2 separate regions of the Mus musculus genome follow, and region 2 is linked to region 1. A link is a loop called in an ENCODE intact Hi-C map of the cell type or tissue named here. Cell type or tissue: left cerebral cortex. All regions are shown on one strand. Region 1 has its middle 2.6 kb from the start of 3300005D01Rik. Region 2 holds the start of Gm35474 (a long non-coding RNA gene).

Evidence for each region. Hi-C counts contacts between places; a loop is a spot of excess contacts. Peaks named below come from ENCODE experiments on the same cell type or tissue, not always from the same donor. Only the 100,000 strongest peaks of a DNase experiment are listed, where the experiment ranks them.
Region 2: a loop joins it to region 1, with 3 times the contacts of the local background. A loop is called at or near these places in 23 of 42 quality-filtered maps.

The regions. Positions count from the first base shown.
Region 1 is chr17:5,794,776-5,797,275 of GRCm38, reverse strand. No RefSeq gene overlaps it. Among named protein-coding and RNA genes, the nearest start is that of 3300005D01Rik, 2.6 kb to the left of the region's middle. In left cerebral cortex, a CTCF peak has its summit at 1,220 (motif pointing left); a DNase peak (open chromatin) is centred at 1,221.
Region 2 is chr17:5,848,266-5,850,765 of GRCm38, reverse strand. The region is part of intron 1 of Snx9 (sorting nexin 9); the gene reads right to left. It overlaps Gm35474 (a long non-coding RNA gene), which reads left to right and starts at 2,415. Exons shown (of 2, transcript XR_876357.2): 1 at 2,415-2,500. In left cerebral cortex, no CTCF peak of the experiment used is centred here; a DNase peak (open chromatin) is centred at 996; H3K4me3 peaks cover 592 bases; H3K27ac peaks cover 484 bases.

The sequences.
Region 1 (2,500 bases):
GATCTGGAGCACTACCCAAGGGCTCATGTCATTTAGTCTTGTTCTCCATCCTGAGAGTTGACGGACTCTAAGGAAAGAGACTGAGCCATTGTGTATGTGTCCTTGAAGGTGATATTGGAAACCCAGCCTCCTTTACTCTCTCTCTCTCTCTCTCTCTCTCTCTCTCTCTCTCTCTCTCTCTCCTTCCTGGCTGCTGTGAAGGAAACGACAGACTTCTACCATGCACTGTGCCACTGTAAAGCCCAGAGCAGCAGGACTAGCTAATCAGTTTCAGAGATCTCTGGAATTATAAGACAAAGCAAACCTTCCTAATGATGCTGGGGGTGGGTCTATGTCAGCGGTAGAGCACCTCCTTAGCATGAACACCTCCGTGTATTCTCCAGCACTGCAAAACAACAGCATCAAAACCCAAGTTCTCTCCTTTAGGCTGTTGAGCCAGGTTTTGTGTCCCAGCAATGGGAAGTTAACACACCTGGGGAAGCTAACGCATTCCTCCCTGGGTGACTCTTCTCTGACTTGGCCACGCTAAACCAGAACACAACCATCTCTCTATTAGTCTCTGTGCTTCTTTGGAAAATGAGCTCTTCAATGAGAAGCCTGTGTCTTTTGTCGACTTGTCTCTCTGGCAGCAAGGACTGGGTGGAGTCTTTAGGGAGTAGCTAATTAAGTGTGATGGTGACTGAAGGCAGTAGCTGAGGGAGGGGATCCTGAAGCTGAATCAGAAGAGTGTCACCTCTCTCATGCAGTGTGACTTGGGCCCATTATTCTGCCAGGTTGCTGCTTCTTGGGTGAGTGGGAGGCTGGGGTGAGAGTCGAGGCTGAGACTGCAGAGCATAGGACGATGAGTAACAATACTTTTAAGGCATTTAAGCTACTTCGTTTTTCTGGAATATTTCTGCAGCAGTGTTCATTATTATAATTGTTATTTTGACTGTCTTGATTTTTATGAGAGAAACAGTAAGTTGTAAATAATACGTTGCAAGTGTTTTTAGTGTGTGTTTGTGTTTTTGTAAATTAGTTTCTGATCTAAAAGTTAATGTGGCCACATATGAGACAATGTAACAAACATACGTTATGCTGAGTCCCAAGGGAATGACCACCAAATTTAGCTGGATTATCATTCAGGGTTTACAGCCTTGTCACTGTGGGCTTATTACCACAACTTCCTATAGTGCAGAAGAAATACTCTGTCTGCGTGACTTTCGCCCTCTACTGGCCAGAAGTAGATCCTTCCGATGTACTTGACTATGTTGCCCCCTAGGGATTCAACTCAGTCTGCGGCTCAATTTCAGAAGAAGAATGTTGGCTTGCTAGCTAGAGAATCTAGTACCTTGCATGCATTTTCAGGAGGTATCAAGGCATGGATGTGACACCAATCCTCAAGGTCTTCTTTCAAGGACCAAGATATCTTGAGAACCTTGGAAAAGTATACTCAGCACTGAAAATGGGAAGAATTGGATGCACACAAATGATACAGTTGTTGTCTTGATGTGACAGCGCAGAGGCAGTGGGTGAGGTGACCGTGCTTCTCTGGAGCTCTGTGATTTATGGAGGACAGAGGTACACGGTTTCTAAGGTGACTCTTTCAATCATACCAGCAAGGATTATAAAATACAACATAACTTGTCTTAGCAGCCAGGCATTCACCGCTATCGTTTGTGACTGTCGAGGACAGTCTTCTCAGTCAGCTGATGGTATGTCTCATCTCAAAGGTCACACTTGAAACAAAGTCTAGTTTCACAGGAAAAAAATCTGGTGGGTGTGACCCAGAGACTGAGCTTGTTTTTTTTTTTTTTTTTCTTGTTCTCCTTCTTTCAATATAGGCTCTCTCTGTTTAGCTCTGGTTGTCCTGGAACACACTTGGTAGACCAGAGTGGCCTCATATTCATAGATCTACCTGCCTCTGCCTCCCAAGTCCTGGTATTAAAGGTTTCTCACCCCGTTCCTTTCTAGGAGCCCTCAGTAGGCTTTATCCACATCTTGGGGATCAAGGCTAGGGTTCATGTCAACTTCATATCTATATTATATCACTGGCCAGGAGAGATGGCTTATGTTGAATGTTTTGGAGGATTCTCTCAGGGTAGCAAGAATCCTGGGACGGATACAGGTGCCGTTTTGAATATAACAACTAGAGCTGAGCTGGGTAAATTGAGGCTGAGGCAGTGGCGCCTGGCTTTTAGGCAGATTGAAGCCCTCTGCTTCTCATGAAAGCAAGACAGAGCAGCAGTTACACCTGTATTCTAAATTTGAAGAACTGTCATACTTGCTACTTAAAGTCAGGCAGTTGATGGATGTGTGGGCAAGCCCTGGATTCCAGGAGCCTTCCCATCATTAAGCAGTGAGAAGAAACTCACTGGGTCACTTCCTGTGGCATGACTCCCTTCTGACTGACCCTTCTGAGCAGTGGGCAGACCCTCTCAGGGGCCTCAGGGAAGCCCCAGGGATAACAATTGCACTGCTCAGACATCTTCCTTTCAAACAGTTAGTTTAGCCAAATTTA
Region 2 (2,500 bases), 53 kb before region 1:
TTGTATAGTTACCTATGAAATAGAGAGAGATGACTGCTTGTGCATCTTTCTCCTTTATATTCAATCCTAGATCCCAGCGTAGGGAATGGTGCCAACCACAGTAGGCAGGATGTGACCATCTGCTTCAAGTTCCCATGCCTTTGACTCTGCTGTCATGAACTGTGAGCTGAAAGAAATATTCAATTGCTTGTGTCAGGGTATTTTATCATAGCAACAGAAAAAGAAACAGAGTATTTTTAAGTAAGTATTGAACAACAATACTGAAAACGGAAAGAAGATATGGTCTTAAATAATGATTTAAAGATCTGAAATCCGAGCAGAGAACCCTGTCCCTAGAACAAGTTCTAAGTACTGCAAACCAAGTACAGACATAAAGCCACCATTTTAAGGACTGCTGACCTGCAAACCGAAAGACGACGAACTCTATGCATTCCTAAGCACCCTGGCCTTGTCACTGGGGAATCTGGAATAGGCCAGGGCATTAGACTATTTGTCCAGTACATTCTCCTCACTGGGCCCTAAACATGGCCTAATATGGCAAGTACTGCATAAAATTTGAGAGTCCAGCCAGGCAGACTGGACACTTGAAATGCACTTTGGGTCCTGCAAGGCAGGATACTCTATTAAAGAACACAGAACTCCTATGACTCCTGTGAGTCCTGCCTTTTCATGGAATAATGTAATGTCTAAATAATTTATAAATACTATATTTATGTCTAAAAATTAGTTGGAAGGGTAGAACACCATGCATTTAGTGACCGTGAGAAAAAAAGGTAGTACCAACTGGGAAGCTGGGAAATGCACACAATGTACAATTTTGAAAGCTTGGCAGTAACTCTTGTTTCATCCAAATGCTCACACAAACATCCCCAAAGATGAGCTGTACACAGCTTGTGTGCACTCACGCTCTGCTTCCTTCGCGTTCCAGTGTGCTTTCAGGACACTCAGGCTTGGCTCTAGTCCAGCAGGAACAACGAAGTGCAATAAAAATTTCAAGCAAAGCAGCCGATCACATGGCCTGTAAGACATGCTGCTGAGTCAGCACAAAGGAACCACTCTGGAAAACTCCAAAAGGGAGTAAACGCAGAAACCCCGGGAGAGGTGCGCGTGCCGGCAGAACCTCAGCAGCGCCTACAACCCGAGCTGCAGCGTCAGGGGACGAAGAGAGAAAAGTCCAGCGGATAGTGAGGCTGCCGCAGGGCCCCAGCGGGTCAGAGACAGAAGGGAACAGCAAGGAGAGGGCTGGCTGAGGTGTGGAGCCGGGGAAGGAGGGTATGCCTCCTGGGAGCTGGGGCCCAAGTCCATGCTGTCTGGCATGGCTGGAAAAACAAGCAAAAAGGAAGCAGACAAAGTGGGGATGACTGGGAGGAGGAGGCCTCTGGGCGACTGGAACAGACAAACACAAGTTCTACCCGAGAAACACAATTTTAGTATAAGGATCAGAACTAAGTTCCAAGGAAAAAAATAAAATAGCAAGAAAACCAAGACCATGAAAACGGATGAGCAGAAAGACACTGAGTTTTGTTATTAAACCAACGGATCAGAAACTTGAAAACAATGAGTAACGAATCAGATCTTAAAGAATAACCAAGCAGAATTAAATTGAACCAAAATGAACTTCTAAAACTAGAAACACAACCCCTGACACCCCATAAGCCCCAAGCCATGCACACAAATCCACACTGACACCACAATGGACTTCAGAACACAGAAAATGGAGTCTTAAGAACAGGGAGAGAGACTCAGGGCACTTAAAACCAGCTGTAGCCAGTGGCTTCTCAGCAGGGACCCTGGAAGCTGAGGAATGGGGAGACGCTGAGCAGTCCAGAACTCATCACACCTGGAAAGCCACTCTGGTAGACAGGGGAGATATACCCAAGTCATCAACAACGTGTCCTGGAGTCCTGGTGTTGCTTGTATTTTGATGCTAATTCCGCTTTCCCAGGAGGGGTTGCTGGCGAGGAGTGAATCACATAAGCAGGTGACTTCTTAAGAACCTTCTCCCCACCTTAACTTGTTTTGGGTTTTTGTTTGTTTGTTTTTATTTTTCGAGACAGGGTTTTTCTCTGTGTAGCCCTGGCTGTCCTGGAACTCAGAAATCCGCCTGCCTCTGCCTCCAGAGTGCTGGGATTAAAGGCGTGCGCCACCGGAACTTGTAAAATAAAGGCTAGAGCTGGTGATTGGGCAGTGGAAGGGAAGGTGGAGCTAAAAAGTTTGAGGGAGAAGGAGAGAGGAGAGGGGAGAGAGGAGGAGGAGGAGGAAGAGGAGGAGGAGGAGGAGGAGGAGGAGGAGGAGGAGGAGGAGGAGGAGGAGGAGAAGGAGAAGGAGGAGAAGGAGAAGGAGAAGGAGAAGGAGAAGGAGAAGGAGAAGGAGAAGGAGAAGGAGAAGGAGAAGGAGAAGAAGAAGAAGAAGAAGAAGAAGAAGAAGAAGAAGAAGAAGAAGCAGCAGCAGCAGCAGCAGCAGCAGCAGCAGCAGGAGGAGGAAGACGGAGGAAGAAGAA